Regions from separate parts of the Mus musculus genome. Here region 2 is linked to region 1. A link is a loop called in an ENCODE intact Hi-C map of the cell type or tissue named here. Cell type or tissue: left cerebral cortex. All regions are shown on one strand.

What was found. A loop is a pair of places that touch in the nucleus more often than their neighbours do. Peaks named below come from ENCODE experiments on the same cell type or tissue, not always from the same donor. Only the 100,000 strongest peaks of a DNase experiment are listed, where the experiment ranks them.
Region 2: it touches region 1 in a loop (2.3-fold over the local background); 2 of 42 quality-filtered maps call a loop at or near these places.

What each region holds. Positions count from the first base shown.
Region 1 is chr13:91,068,274-91,076,273 of GRCm38, reverse strand. All of the region lies in intron 3 of Atg10 (autophagy related 10), which reads left to right. Among named protein-coding and RNA genes, the nearest start is that of Gm46434, 140 kb to the right of the region's middle. In left cerebral cortex, a CTCF peak has its summit at 3,736; a DNase peak (open chromatin) is centred at 3,711.
Region 2 is chr13:90,988,690-90,996,689 of GRCm38, reverse strand. The region is part of intron 5 of Atg10 (autophagy related 10); the gene reads left to right. Among named protein-coding and RNA genes, the nearest start is that of Gm46434, 61 kb to the right of the region's middle. In left cerebral cortex, no CTCF peak of the experiment used is centred here; DNase peaks (open chromatin) are centred at 2,837 and 3,528; H3K27ac peaks cover 1,130 bases.

The DNA of each region.
Region 1 (8,000 bases):
TCCAGAAAATGCTGTTTTCTTGTAGCTGGCTGCCGTCTCTGGGTCTGACAATCTTTCCACTCATTTTTTCACAGTGATCCCTGATCCTCAAGAGGAGGAGGTATAATGAGATGTCCCGTATAGGACCGAGCATCCCTTAGTCTCTTATTCTCTGAACCTTGACCAATTGTGGGCCTATGGTTTAATCTCCATCTATTGCAAAAACAAGGTTCTTTGATGAGGGATGAGACATGTCCTAATCTATGAGTGTAACAATAGGTCATTAGGAGTCATTTCTTGGTCATTCAATCCAGGACACATACATATCAGTGTCAGAATTGTTGATCTGTACCTATTCATCTGAAACACCATTAGCAATATTCACTGCATATCTTTGGTCTTTAATCTTGAGATACCATTCATTCCTAGAACTGTGGATGACATCCTGCGTTGCATCCTAGCCTAACACTGTAAGAATTATTTTTTCTCATCAACTTCCATGGGGAATAGCTTAACTGCTATAGACTTGTTATTTAAAGTGGGTAGTTGGGTGCTGGCACAACTGGTTGTTATCATGTAGAAGAAAGCGAATCGATCCATACTTATCTCCTTGTACTAAGGTCAAATCTAAGTGGATCAAGGAACTTCACATAAAACCAGAGACACTGAAACTTATAGAGGAGAAAGTGGGGAAAAGCCTTGAAGATATGGGTACAGGGGAAAAATTCCTGAACAGAACAGCAAAGGCTTGCTCTGTAAGATCGAGAATTGACAAATGGGACCTAATGAAACTCCAAAGTTTCTGCAAGGCAAAAGACACCGTCAATAAGACAAAAAGACCACCAACAGATTGGGAAAGGATCTTTACCTATCCTAAATCAGATAGGGGACTAATATCCAACATATATAAAGAACTCAAGAAGGTGGACTTCAGAAAATCAAATAACCCCATTAAAAAATGGGGCTCAGAACTGAACAAAGAATTCTCACCTGAGGAATACCGAATGGCAGAGAAGCACCTGAAAAAATGCTCAACATCCTTAATCATCAGGGAAATGCAAATCAAAACAACCCTGAGATTCCACCTCACACCAGTCAGAATGGCTAACATCAAAAATTCAGGTGACAGCAGATGCTGGCGTGGATGTGGAGAAAGAGGAACACTCCTCCATTGCTGGTGGGATTGCAGGCTTGTACAACCACTATGGAAATCAGTCTGGCGGTTCCTCAGAAAACTGGATATAGTACTACCGGAGGATCCAGCAATACCTCTCCTGGGCATATATCCAGAAGATGCCCCAACTGGTAAGAAGGACACATGCTCCACTATGTTCATAGCAGCCTTATTTATAATAGCCAGAAGCTGGAAGGAACCCAGATGCCCCTCAACAGAGGAATGGATACAGAAAATGTGGTACATCTACACAATGGAGTACTACTCAGCTATTAAAAAGAATGAATTTATGAAATTCCTAGCCAAATGGATGGACCTGGAGGGCATCATCCTGAGTGAGGTAACACATTCACAAAGGAACTCACACAATATGTACTCACTGATAAGTGGATATTAGCCCAAAACCTAAGATACCCAAGATATAAGATACAATTTCCTAAACACATGAAACTCAAGAAAAATGAAGACTGAAGTGTGAACACTATGCCCCTCCTTAGAAGTGGGAACAAAACACCCTTGGAAGGAGTTACAGAGACAAAGTTTGGAGCTGAGATAAAAGGATGGACCATGTAGACACTAGCATATCCGGGGATCCATCCCATAATCAGCTTCCAAATGCTGACACCATTGCATACACTAGCAAGATTATGCTGAAAGGACCCTGATATAGCTGTCTCTTGTCAGAGTATGCCTGGGCCTAGCAAACATAGAAGTGGATGCTCACAGTCGGCTATTGGATGGATCACATGGCCCCCAATGAAGGAGCTAGAGAAAGTACCAAAGAAGCTAAAGGGATCTGCAACCCTATAGGTGGAACAACATTATGAACTAACCAGTACCCCGGAGCTCTTGACTCTAGCTGCATATGCATCAAAAGATGGCCTAGTCGGCCATCACTGGAAAGAGAGGCCCATTGGACACGCAAACTTTATATGCCCCAGTACAGGGGAACGCCAGGGCCATAAAAGGGGAGTGGGTGGGTAGGGGAGAGGGGGTGGGTGGCTATGGGGGACTTTTGGTATAGCATTGCAAATGTAAATGAGCGAAATACCTAATAAAAAATGGAAAAAAAAAGTGGGTAGTTGGTCATGTTATGATATTTATATACACTGCCAAACTGCAGCATCATTATAATCATAATATTGTATGACGACCCCTTATTCCTTAGAGAGTTTCTGAATCTCTGTAGTCTAGCCTTATCCCCTAGCAAAACTGCTGTGGTTTTGAAAATTGCTTTGCTATTAATTTGCATTTAATTTTTTTACTTTGAATTACAATGTAATTACATAATATCTCCCATTCTCTTTCCTCCTCCCTCCTTACCTCTCTGCCCCCTCATAAGTTGATGGCCTTTTCCTTTGGTTATTATTGGTGAGTGTATGTGTGTTAAGTAAGTCCATAAATACAACCTAATGAGTTTGTTTGATGTTGCTTGTGTTTATGTTGTGACTTCAGGGCTGACCATCGGCTATTGAATAAGAGTTAGGGGCTCATCCCTTAGAAGGACTCATTCACCTATTTTTGGCAGTCACTGGTTGCCTGTAGTTCTTTGTCTATAATTATTTAAATATAAAACGTCCTTATGGCTTGTTTCAAGCATTCTTACTGTTATTTGTTCTTCTGTATTGCATTTTATATGAAAGGGATGATAAAATATATATTCTGTGTGCTGGTTCTTCACATAGCGTAACTAACCAAAGATTCACTCACATGATATTACATGTCAAGAGTTCTGTTTTATTGTAGGGTACACTTTCCACTTCATTGCTGAACATTTGCTGCTTTCCACATGGGACTGTCGTGGGTACTGTACTGTAGACATGGGTGAGCAGGCTTCCGCAGTCATGTTTTTCATTATGCCGGGTCAGGGGGACATGGAGGGGAATCTAGCTGTGGACATTGTGTCAAATGCAGATGTATATTTACCTTTTATAAATTGTCACATTTTAAAAACTGGTTGTAACATTTCTTATTGCCACCTGCACATCTTTGTCAACACATATTATGATAATAATCACTTCTTTAGTGGTATCCCATTGTGGTATCATACGTTCATTACCCATTTCTATTTAGGGGAAGTGTATGTCCAAAATTTTAGCATGTTTGAAAGTAGATGTCTTATCTCCTTAATATAACAGTCTTACATATTCTCAAATATATATTTCTTCCATGTATGACTTGTCTTTAATTCCTAGTTTTATAAGGACAAAATATTTACATCTGTCAAAATCAATTATAATTTGGGAGGGTCATGCTGTCTGTGTGCTAGAAAATTCTTGCTTATGTTAAGGTCTTAAAGATTGTCTCTCATGTTGTTTGTTTCTCCTGTGTTGGGGGATGAAAGTTTGTGAGGGTTCAAACCTAGGACCTTGCACATGATAGGTACAGTTTCTACTACCGAACCAGAGCCTCACACCTCCACATGATAGGTACTATTTCTCTACTGAACCACATCCTCACACCTCCAGGTTCTAGTCTAAGAAATTTTATTTTAGCTTTGCATTGGGTTATATCTGTGTTGTTAGTTCTGTGCATAATGAAAGATAGAGCTGAGTGTACACTGCCTCCCACTCCCTGCTGGGCTTCATTTGGAACTGCACTGAATCATCTAGATCAATTTTCAGAGCCTTTTATGCCTTAACAATACAGAGTCTTCTGACATATGGAGTATATGACATTTATCTCAGATGATATAGGCCCTAAAAGAATTCTCTGAGTGTCCTTTCTGTACAGCAGTGTAGAGCGATGCAGGTCTTTGATCAGACCCAGGCTTAAATAGTGTATGGTTTGGGTGCTATTTTAAATGGGTTTTCTGAAATGTTCATTTTTTAGTTACTTGCTGTTACACATAAAACTACAGTTGACTTCTCTATATTAATCTTGAATTTTGGAACCTTGCAGAAGTAGTTACTCTAGAGAACGACATGAATTCTATGTACCTAGTGTATCATCTAGAAATAGAGTTTTGCCTTTTCATTTTCCATCTCCTGTAAATTTACTAAGGGTTCATGTCTATATTCATGAAGAATATTGATTTATTGTTTTTTGTACTCTTTCTCTTTTCTATTATTAAGGTAGTAATCAATCTTATTTCAGGTTCTATACTATATTTCATACAAATATTGTAATTTGCTAAGTTGTCTAGGGCTTCAGTATCATGTATGTTGGATCTTTCTTTCCATGGCTTCTACCCAGATTAGCCTGTGCCTCATTTCTATTAGTTAGAATCATTCATTATATAGGCTAGGTGCCATTTTCATATCCTGAGATCTCATATCCTTTGCAGTTAAGATTGAGGTCTTCAGCAGGACAGTGGTGGTGCATGCCTTTAATCCCAGCACCTAGGAGGCCAAGGCAGGCAGATTTCTGAGTTCCAGGCCAGCCTATCTACAAAGTGAGTTCCAGGACAGCCAGAGCTATACAGAGAAACTCTGTCTCGAAAACAAAAAACAAAAAGGTTGAAGTCTTCATCTGTGATTACCCGAACATGTACAAAGTTCATAGAGCTATTTTCACATTATTATGGAGCATATCACCTGAGATATGGTTTATATCATTCTGGTACCATACTGAATTGTATAGTTGTGATATTAGCAAATGAGGGTTTTTTCCATTTAAAAACCTGATCAATATATCATCTTGGGCATATACTATATGTACAAGTATTATTAAATTAATAGGTATTTTATTAGATATTTTCTTTATTTACATTTCAGATGTTTTTCCCTTTCCTGGTTTCTCTTCCGAAAATCTCCTGTCCCATCCTCCCTGTTTTATTGTAGAGTAACTTTACAACCTGCTCATCAACCCACCCACTCCTCCTTCCCTGTCTTGGGAATTCTCCTACATTGGGGCATCGAGCCTTCACAGGACCAAGGGTCTCTCCTCCCACTGATGTCCAATAAGGGCTTCCTCTGCTACATATGCAGCTATAGCCATGGGTCCTTCCATGTGTACTCTGGTTGGTGGTTTAGTCCCTGGGAGCTCTGGGTGTCCTGGTTGGTTCATATTGTTGTTCCTCCTATGGGGCTGCAAGCTTCTTCAGCTCCTTCTTTCTGTTCCCTAGCTCCTCCATTGGGGATCTTGTGCTCAGTTCAATGATTGGCTAAGAGGATCTACCTCTAGATATGTCAGGCACTGGCATAACCTCTCAGGAGACAGCACTATCAGGCTCCTGTCAGCAAGCACTTATTGTCACCCACAATAGAGTCTGGGTTTGGTGACTGCATTTGGGATGGATCCCTAGGTGGAGCAGTCTCTGAATGGCCTTTCCTTCAGTCTCTGCTCCACAAGTTGTATCTCCTCCCATGGGTATTTTGTTCCCCCTTCTCACAAGGACCGAAGTATCCATACTTTGATCTTCCTTCTTCTTGAGCTTCATTTGTTCTGTGAATTGTATCTTGGGTATTCCGAGCTTCTGGGCTGAGTGTATGTGTGTTCTTTTGTGATTGGGATACCTCACTCAGGATGATATTTTCTAGTTACATACATTAGCCTAAGAATTTCATGAAGTCGTTGATTTTAATAGCTGAGTCATATTCCGTTGTGTAAATGTACCACATTTTCTGTATCTGTATCCATTCCTCTGTTGAAGGACATCTGGGTTCTTTCCAGATTCTGGCTATAATAAATAAGGCTGCTAATGAACATAGTGGAGCAATTATCCTTGTTACATGTTGGAGCATCTTCTGAGTATATGCTCAAGAGTGGTATAGCAGGATCCTCAGGTAGTACTATGTCCAGTTTTCTGAGGAACTGCCAGACTGATTTCCAGATTGGTTGTACCAGCTTGCCATCCCACCAACAATGGAGGAGTGTCTCTAATTTTCTACATTCTTTCCAGCAACTGATGTCACCTGCATTTTGGATCTTAGCCATACTGACTGGTGTAAGGTGGACTCTCAGGGTTGTTTTCATTTGCATTTCCCTAAAGACTAAGGATGTTGAGCATTTCTTTGGGTGCTTCTTAGCCATTCAGTATTCTTTGTTTAGCTCTGTACCCCATTTTTAATGAGTTATTTGATTCTCTGGATCTAACTTCTTGAGTTCTTTGTATATATTGGATATTAACCCTCTATCAGATGTAGGGTCGGTGAAGATCTTTTCCCACTCTGTTTGGTTGCCATTTTCTCCTATTCACAGTGTCCTTTGCCTTACAGAAGCTTTGTAATTTTATGGGATTCCATTTATCAATTCTTGACTTTAGAGCATAAACTATTGGTGTTCAGTTCAGGAAATTTTCCCCTGTGCCAATGTTCTCGAGGCTCTTCCCCACTTTCTTTTCTATCAGTTTCAGTGTATTGTTTTACGTGGAGGTCCATAATCCACTTGGACTTGAGTGTTGTACAAGAAGATAAGAGCAGATCGATTTGCATTCTACTGCGTGCTAACCACCAGTTTAACTAGCACTATTTGTTGAAAATGCTGTCTTTTTTCCAGTGGATGTTTTAGCTCATTTGTCAAATATCAAGTGACCATAGATAGGTGTGTGGGTTCATTTTTGGGTCTTCAATTATATTCCATTGATCTACGTGCCTGTCACTGTACCAATACCATGCAGTTTTAATCACTTTTGCTCTATAGTACAGCTTGAAGTCCAGGATGCTGATTCCCTCAGAAGTTCTTTTATTGTTGAGAATAGTTTTCCATATCTGGATTTTTTTTTCTATTTCCAGATGAATTTGAGAATTGCTCTTTCTAGCTCTATGAAGAATTGAGTTGGAATTTTGATGGGAATTACATTGAATCTGTAGTTTGCTTTCGGCAAGATGGCAATTTTTACTATATTAATCCTGCCAGTCCACAAACATGGGAGATCTTTCCATCTTCTGAGGTGTTCTTCAATTTCTTCAAAGACTTCAAGTTCTTGTTATACAGATCTTTCACTTGTTTGGTTAGAGTCACACCAAGATACTTTTTATTGTTTGTGAATATTGTGAAGGATGTTGTTTCCCTAATTTCTTTCTCAGCCTGTTTATTCTTTGAGTACAAGAAAGCTACTGATTTGTTTGAGTTAATTTTATATCCAGCCATTTTACTAAAGTTGTTTATTAGCTGTAGGAGTTCTCTGCTGAAGTTTGTGGGTTGACTTAGTATACTATCATATCATCTGCAAATAGTGATAGTTTAAGTTCTACTTTTCTAATTTATATCCCTTTGAACTCCTTTTGCTGTCTAGTTGCTCTAGGTAGAACTTCAAGTACTATATTGAATAGCTAGGGAGAGAGAATGCAGCCTTGTCTAGTCCCTGATTTTAGTGGGATTGCTTCAAGTTTCTCTCCATTTAGTTTGATGTTGGCTACTGGCTTGATGTATATTGCTTTTTCTATGTTTAGGTATGGGCCTTGAATTCCGGATCTTTCAAGGACTTTTAAAATAAAGGGATGTTGAATCTTGTCAAATGCTTTTTCAGCATCTAATGATCACGTGGTGTTCTTCTTTGAGTTTGTTTATGTGGTGGATGGATTTCCATATATTGATCCATCCCTCCATACTAATGGATCCTGGTGGGTTATCGTTTTGATGTGTTCCTGGATTTGATTGGCAAGAATTTTATTGAGTATTTTTGCATCAATATTCATAATGGAAATTGGTCTGAAGTTCTCTTTATTTGTTAGGTCTTTGTGTGGTTTTGGTATCAATGTAATTGTGGCTTCATAGAAAGAATTTGGGTAGTGTTCCTTCTGTTTATATTGTGTGGAATAGTTTGAAGAGTATTGGTATTAGGTCTTTTTTGAAGGTTTGATAGAATTCTGCACTAAAATCAGATGGTTCTGGACTTTTTTTTTTTTGGGTTGGGAGACTTTTAATGACTACTTCTATTTCTTTAGTTGTTATGGGACTGTTT
Region 2 (8,000 bases), 80 kb after region 1:
GAGAGCATGGAAGATCTTTCCATCTTCAGGAATCTGCTTCAATTACTTTAAAGACTTAAAGATTTTATCATGGAGATCTTTCATTTGCTTGGTTAGAGTCACCCCAGGATATTTTAAATTTGAGACTATTGTGAAAGGTATTATTCCCTGAATTAGTTTTCAGTTCATTTGTCATTTGTATATAGGAGGGCTACTGTTACTGAATTGTTTTGTTTTTGTTTTGTTTTGTTGTTTTTTTAGTTAATCTTGTATCCAGCTACTTCATTGAAAGTTTTTATTGGCAGAAGGAACTCCCTGGTGGGATTTTTAAGGTCACTTGCATATAATGTCATATCACCTGCTAATAACAATACTTTGGACTTCTTCTTTTCCAATTTGTATCCCCTTGATCTCCTTCAGTTGTCTTATTGCTCTAGCTAAAACTTCAAGTACTATACAGAACAGATATGGAGAAAATGGACAACCTTATCTTGTTCCGGATTTTAATGGAATGCCTTTATTTAATTGATATTGGCCATATGCTTGCTGTACATTTCCTTTATTATGTTTAGGTACATCCCTTACATCCCTAATCTGTCTGGGACTTTTACCATGAGGGGAGTTGGATATTGTTAAAGGCCTTTTCTGCATCTAATGAGATGATCACATGGGATTGTTTCTTTTTCTTTTTTCAATCAATGGGAGAGGTAGACTGTAGCAGGCTTACATCATCTCACTTGCTTAGCACACACACACATACCTTTATATATGTTTGAATTGTTCAAATTTTAGTCTGTTTTGTCTCTAAATCAGAAAGTTTATTTTTATTGTGATATTGATACATTTCGAATTTTCTTCCATGTTATTTGTGTTTCCTTTGGTACTATTATCTATAACTCTAAGCTACATCTTAAGGATATTATACAATTTTCACGGACTCTTCTTTAATATCTAAAGTAGAGACAAAATTATGTTAATAATATGTTATCTTAATTACACAAAGTAAACATTTAACAATCCCTGTTCAATCAATATAATTTAATAATATTCATTGAACACTAGTTATAGGTTTAATAGCAAAATAGAACAAAATTACTGCCCTTAGTTGATATTACAGTAGCAGAAATAAGAGATAAGCTGGTGTGATAGAAGACAAAAAAGCCATGAGAAGGAGTGAGTGCACTGGTCACACTATGGGAAAGAGTGGGTATACTGGTCACATGATGGGAAGGAGTGTGTACACTGGTCACATGATTGATAGGATCAGTGTGTGCACTAGTCAGATGCTGTGACAGTTGTTAACTGGCAGGTGACTTCTCATCTGTCTTGGAGAAGTCCCACTGCTTCCTCCCTCAGATGCTTCCACTGTGTCACAATGCAGAGTGCCTTAACATCTCAGTTCTGAGATTTGCTCCTTGTTGGCTCAGCAAATATGGACCATATCTGCACCAAACTCTGGGGTGCCTAGATAAGCAGTAACATAACGGTACCCACAAGATGTCTCTAGGGCTATTTCTTTATTTCCTCTAAATTAGATAAGGATAAGAATATGTTTGTCTATCTCTTTCATAAATACTTCTTTATAGCTTTATTGATTACCAGGTACTATAGTAGTTGCTAGGTTAACAGCACAGACATGGACTCTGTTCGCTTGGGTTCTAAATGTAATGAAAAGCAAATGTTTGAACAGCTGCAGGTTAACCTGGCTATAGTATGGAAACGATTGGACAGAGGAGGATTGGGGCCAGGAGACCAGAAGAAGGACAAATAACCCAAGCAAAGCATCAAACTGGTGTAGGTGGGGGCAGAGGCATGAGGAACTAAATCATAGTGGCACTAACCATCTGACACTGAGGAGGTCAAGCTGACAGTATGGGGGAACTGGCCCACATGCAGTGCCATTAACAGGTGTGAGTTGGGAATGCAGATCCTAAGGTTAAAGAACATGAAAGATGTCTTGGCCAAGACCCATGTATTGGAACCCTCATGAGATGGTTCAGGAATAGAGATATTGAGTTTTATGCTATCAGCAATAAATGGTAATGAGGCCTCAGGGATAGATGACATCACTCAGGCATGTGTAAAATGTAGAGTGAAGACAGCCTAAAAGGAGGCTGAAAAGCTTGCTTTCCTTAAAAGAGTTGATCACCTCTGAACAGCATGAAGGAGGGGTGCTGTGAGCATGTGCAGACCAGAAAGTTCTAGTATTGAGGAACTCAGGCATGAGTGGGCCTCAGCTTCAGAGGATCCTTGTTAAGAAAAGCCTGAAGTGTGCTTGTCCAACTAGCAGCACCAAAGTCATCTGTGTTCTTGTGGTAAATAAACATGTTGTATGGCTTGTTGATTGGTGTGGGAGATGAGGAAGCAAACACAGCACAGGAGATCTTTCTATGATTGGAGAGGGAGGTGGGTGATTCTCAGAGAAGAGCATGAAGAGTAAAAGAAAGCTTTGTTCTTCATCATTGTTGATTTGTTCATTTCCAGTGGGAAAAACTGGGGTGTTTAAAAAGTAGGGATACAGGAGGGGTAGAGCCAAAAGAACACAGCCCTAGAAAGAGGGTATAGTAAAGGAATGAAGGGTGGCTCTTCCTCTGCAATAAGAAACAAATATGTGCTTGCTGCAGTCTCCAACCCACAGAGACAAGAACGACACAGACACCAAGTCCATCCGGTTCACGCAACAGCTTCTTTTACTCGCAGCTTTCTCTCTTACAGCTCTCTCCACTCGGGGCAAGGGCAACAACAACCCTCCTATACTCGCACTGACTGACCTCATCTCGCTCCACCCCACCTCATCCAGGCACAAGCTCAGGTCGGTCTGACAGGTCCGGATCACAACAGTCCAGCCTGGTAGGCAGCCCACGCATGCAGCCTCACTGCGCATGCTCGGGCAAGGCAGTAAACATGTGCGGGTCCTGGCAATGAGCCAGGGCGCCATCTAGGCCCATGTGGCCGCAACCGCCTCCCGCATGTGCTATGATCAGATACAGTTAGTGGGATAAGAGGATATTTGTGGTTTGTCCCTTTTTTACTGTAAGGTGGGAAGGAAGTTTATCTTCATTACAGACAGGGATGGATGCAGTTTTAGAACAAATGCAGATTGAGTTCCTTTCTGGGAGAGATGAAAAAGGGACTAGAGACATTATCAAGATGTGCAGGAAGTATGAAGGACCCCTGGGAGCTAGGGCAGTTATGTGATTCTCTGAAGAAGTGTTTGGCACCCTGGACTCAAGGGTAGAGTAGGCAGTCATCCAGAACTGGGACTTCATCAGAATTAAGATGCAGAGGCAATAGGCAAGGGACACAAGAGTATTGGAAGGAAAGTGGCTGAAGAGACAAAATGCGCAACCCAAATTCAATAGGTAAGAGAGGAAGTGAGCACACAGAACATGCGACCAAGGGGTCAAAGAACTGAAATGTTGAGAATAATTCAGAAGAGGTTTCAAAAGATAGGAAACTACAGACTACAGCTACTGGGGTGTCAAGCTGCAGTGGGAGTTAGAGAGAGACTGAATGTTGGATGAATCATCTGCCTGCACACAAAGTCACCTAGTAGGGGAGTAGGATTTAAGCCAGATGTTCTGAGTCAGAAGAGAGACGGAAGCACTGCACAGAGTAGTGTGCGGGTGGTGTTGGAGGACGACTTGTGACAGTCAGTTCTCTCTTCCATGATGTGAGTTCTAGGGATTGAACTCAGGTAATGAGTCTTGGGTACCCTTACCCACTGATACATCTCACCACGCCAATGAATAAAGTGCATTATTAACCACACTTTATACCAATACATCCCTAATTTCTTCCTGCAACCATATATACATTCATTGAAATTCAAGGCACATTCTGAAAAGAACACCAACCTAAACTATATAGCTCATTAATTAGCATGTAGCAATTTTTCCTGTATGACTACTTACTACACAATCAAAAATGAGAACATTTTTAAATACCTACTACCAACTCTGTTTCCTTCCTCCCTCTCTCCCTCTCTCTCTTTCTCTCTTTCTCTCTTTCTTTCTTTCTTTCTTTCTCTTTCTTTCTTTCTTCCTTTCTTTCTTTCTTTCTTTCTCTTTTTCTCCTCCCTCCCCTCCCTTCCTTCCTTCCTTCCTTCCTTTCTTTCTTTCTTTCTTTCTTTCTTTCTTTCTTTCTTTCTTTCTTTCTCTCTCTCTCATTCTATCTATCTTCTTTTGTTTTTTGTTTTTTTGTTTTTTTCAGAAACAATGGTAACTCAATCTCTAGGCACAACAATTAAAACCTAATCTTGTAAGCCTTATTAAATCTGATTCCTTCAGTGGTGAATCCTTGCAGATCTGCAATGATACTGGGAAACTAGCAGCTACATCTTACCTCTCTGCTGTGCCATTCTACTCTTTCCTTCTTCCTCCATCCAACTGGGAAGTCCCACCTACTCACCCAGTGATTGACTCTTTTATTCATTAGGAGACTGGCTTACAAGAACAGCATCAGGGTCATCCACAACACTTCCCTCTTACTGTTCTAATAAAAAAAAAACAGAACCTTTCTCTCAAATATAAATAGAGCACAACTATTATCATTTTGTAATATATAAAGTAGAAGATAGCCCTAACACTCAGTCCATCAATTTTGTCATTAAGATAGAACATTGTCATGTATCCTAAATTAAAAGACTTATCATTCTACACCTGACTCATGTCCTGGCTTTAGATTGTAAGCCATCTGAAAACCGTCCTCTCAAACCTATATTATCTTTCTCAGTGCTAAACAACTTTGATTGGCTATGAGATTACCAGTCTTCAACCCCATCAGAAATCCAAGAACAACTAATACTACCTGAAAATATGAGAAGCACAAAATGTAGCTTCCAAAACTTAGCCAATCTATAGAGAGCGCTGATCACCTGGACAGTCCCTGTACTTCAAAATGTTGGAGCGTCGACAGGTCTTCAGCCTTCTGGCCCAGGATCATCTGACAGACCTTTGTAATGCAAAATTTTGAAGGGCTGATTACTCTGTTGTGGCAGAGATTGTCAGTTGACTATTCCACATAGTGTGTCCTTTTTCTGGACAGTATTTTGTCTGTACATGAAATGAGGCAATTCTTGCCTAGTGGCTGTCTCACCACAACTGGTGCAACTCCAATGATGCTCAATTTCTTCTTTGAATCCAAGAAAGGGAATGTGTCAGGAGTAGACTTGTCTCAACCACAAGTGAATAAATAACATTAAATGTCACATTCTCTGGATTTCTAATGTTTTTGAAAACCAACTATCTATATAAAGTAATCTGGACTGTTCTACGTTAACTACTCTCAGCTATTGCTAATTAAAATCTCTGAAAACAATCTAACAATAAACTCAGAGCCATGAATTTGCTATTTGGCCCTTAACTCACAGACTTAATCATCTTAGATCAGTTTATAATAACAGTTACAGAAGGACTGGGTCAAAGACCTGTACTTTTAAAATTTTTGTATCAATAGAAGAAATTTATACCAGTGAAAACCTTGATTTTTGCATCAAATTAAATTCTGTACCAAAATAAGAAATTATGACTTCAACTCAGTAACAAAAAGATTTCTACAAAATGAGATTATGGCTATGCAACAATTCTAGCTATTCCTCCCTGTTCCACTTATGACCATTTCTGCATTCCCTGGAAAGACAACCTATAATAACCCCCTCCAGGCCCAAAGCCCAGGGAAATGGGATCACGACTCTTCATAACTTCTTCAAGCTGAATATGGCCATTGAGATATTGAGGGGTGGGGTAGGGAAAATAGAGTTGGTTGGCCTTAAGAAGGCCACACCAACAATTAATTTAGTATCTGATGTATGTGTCTTGACTGAATTCAGATGAAAGTCCAAGACATCCTCTTTATAACTTCTTTAAGCTGAATATGGGTGTTGAGATATTTGGGGGCAGTGGGGAAGGGGGAAGGATAGGGAAAATAGAGTTGGTTGAGTATAAGAAGGCTACACCAACAATTGATTTAGTCTCTGATGTCTGTGTCTTGGCTGAATCCGGCTGAAAGTCCAAGACATCCGGAGTTCAAGTGGAGACTCACCAAGGCTGTATATTCTGTAATATACAAATCTCAAAACAAATTTTTAGTATCATCAAGATAACCTTTTTGTTTGATTCTCTGGAATCTAGTTCTTCAGGGGTTTTCCTTTATCAAATCTGATCCCCATAACTCTGAAAGGTTAATACCTTAATCACCTTTTCCAAAAACATAAAGACAAAACATTTTTCCCAAATCAGCATATCCTTGAGCCAGTAACCAGAAAAAACAAAACAAAAACAAAAAAAAAAAAAAAAAAACAAAAAAAACAAAAAAAAAAAACCCAAAAAAACAAAAAAACCTTTATTTGGACCTCTCTCCCGGAGGAATAATATAACCACAAAACTCAACATCACACCCATTTTGAAAATTAAAACAATATAAAACAAATGAAGTAAATTAAGGTACTGCATGTGCCTATACTAGGTCTTTCCTATCTTTCCAAACAGGAAAAGACACTCAAGATTCCCATAGAGCCCACATTAGCAGAATATGAGCTTCTGGTGGCTGGTTAAACAATCTATACCATTTTTCCATTTATTCTTTGCCCAGAGCCATAGATATATTTTATTAATACCTGTATAATATCTGTCTGTTGAACTCTCTACCTGGAGCCACAGACATAGACAATTAATACCTGTTCAAGGCAGGCAATGATTATCACTGCAATCTCTACTCTGGAGTCAATGACTAATAGTCCCTATCCTAGTTCAAATTAAAACAATCCAAAATAAATGAAGTAAACTAAAATACTGCATGTGCCTATACTTAGCCGTTTCCTATGTTGCCAAGAGAATATAAAACCCAGTATACCCATGGAGCCCACGTTAGACAGAATATGAGTGTCCTGCAAGGCAAGTAACGCAATCTTATACCATCTTATGGTTCAGCTTTTTGCCTAGAGCAGCCAACTTGTTATACCATCTATCCGGCTCTCTGCCTAGAGCCACAGACATTTATTTTATTAATACCTGTTCACTGCCCTCTCACTTGATGTCAGTGACTAATTTTCCTTATCCTAGTTCTGAACCACAGCTGAAATTACCCATATGATTTGGACAAAAATCTGTATATAAATCTATCCTAAAAGCAAATAGTCCCAGTTTTATAAATTCACAGTTCAATCAATCTCTGCCCCAAGAAGTAGGCAACTTCCATTCTACAGCTCTCTGACTCAGAACAGCCTGCATTCCCCCACAGAGCCTACCAGCAGTTTCTTTGTTTCAATTCCTGTGCTTGAGTCCACGTTGACTTGTCTCTCATGACTCGTCCCAGCTACTCACTTAAAAAAAAAAAAAAAGAAAATAAATAAAACTCTAACTCTCAGGCTAATAATCTTAATTTTCTAGTGGATTCTTTCCCAAGACATTGGTTTGCCACCTGTAAAGGGGAAGTGACCCAGCTTGCTCCAGCAGTTATTCCTCTGCCCTAGCAGCCTGGCTGACCAAGCACTGGTGGGCAATGGCCAATCTGTTTTATTTTGTGGAGATTCTCTGGTTTGGAGCTCCTGAAATGTCTCCACTCAGCTCACTAGGTTCCCACTGGCGGAATGTTACCATGCTAATCCCATGCTTCAAATCCCCCATGGCCTTTATGGTGCACATCTGGCAAACCCGTGCTTTGCCACGGTACCTTTCTGTCTTGAACCCAGACAAGTTTCTGTGTGAAGGAAAATGCAACATAAACTTAGTTCAGAAACAATGGTAACTCAATCTCTGGGCTCAACAACTAAAACCTAATCTTGTCAGCTTTATTAAAATCTGATTCCTTTGGTGGCAGATCCATGTGGATCCACCATGATACTGGGAAACTCGAGCAGCTACATCTTAGTCTCTGCTGTCCAGTTCTAAAAGGCCTACTATCTATCTTCTTTATCTTAAATGTGTGGGCCTCCTTCCTCTGGGTTTTAGCCATAATCACTCAATGCTCACATACCTGATACATACATTCATGCATAAAGTATATGTATACATGATCACTTT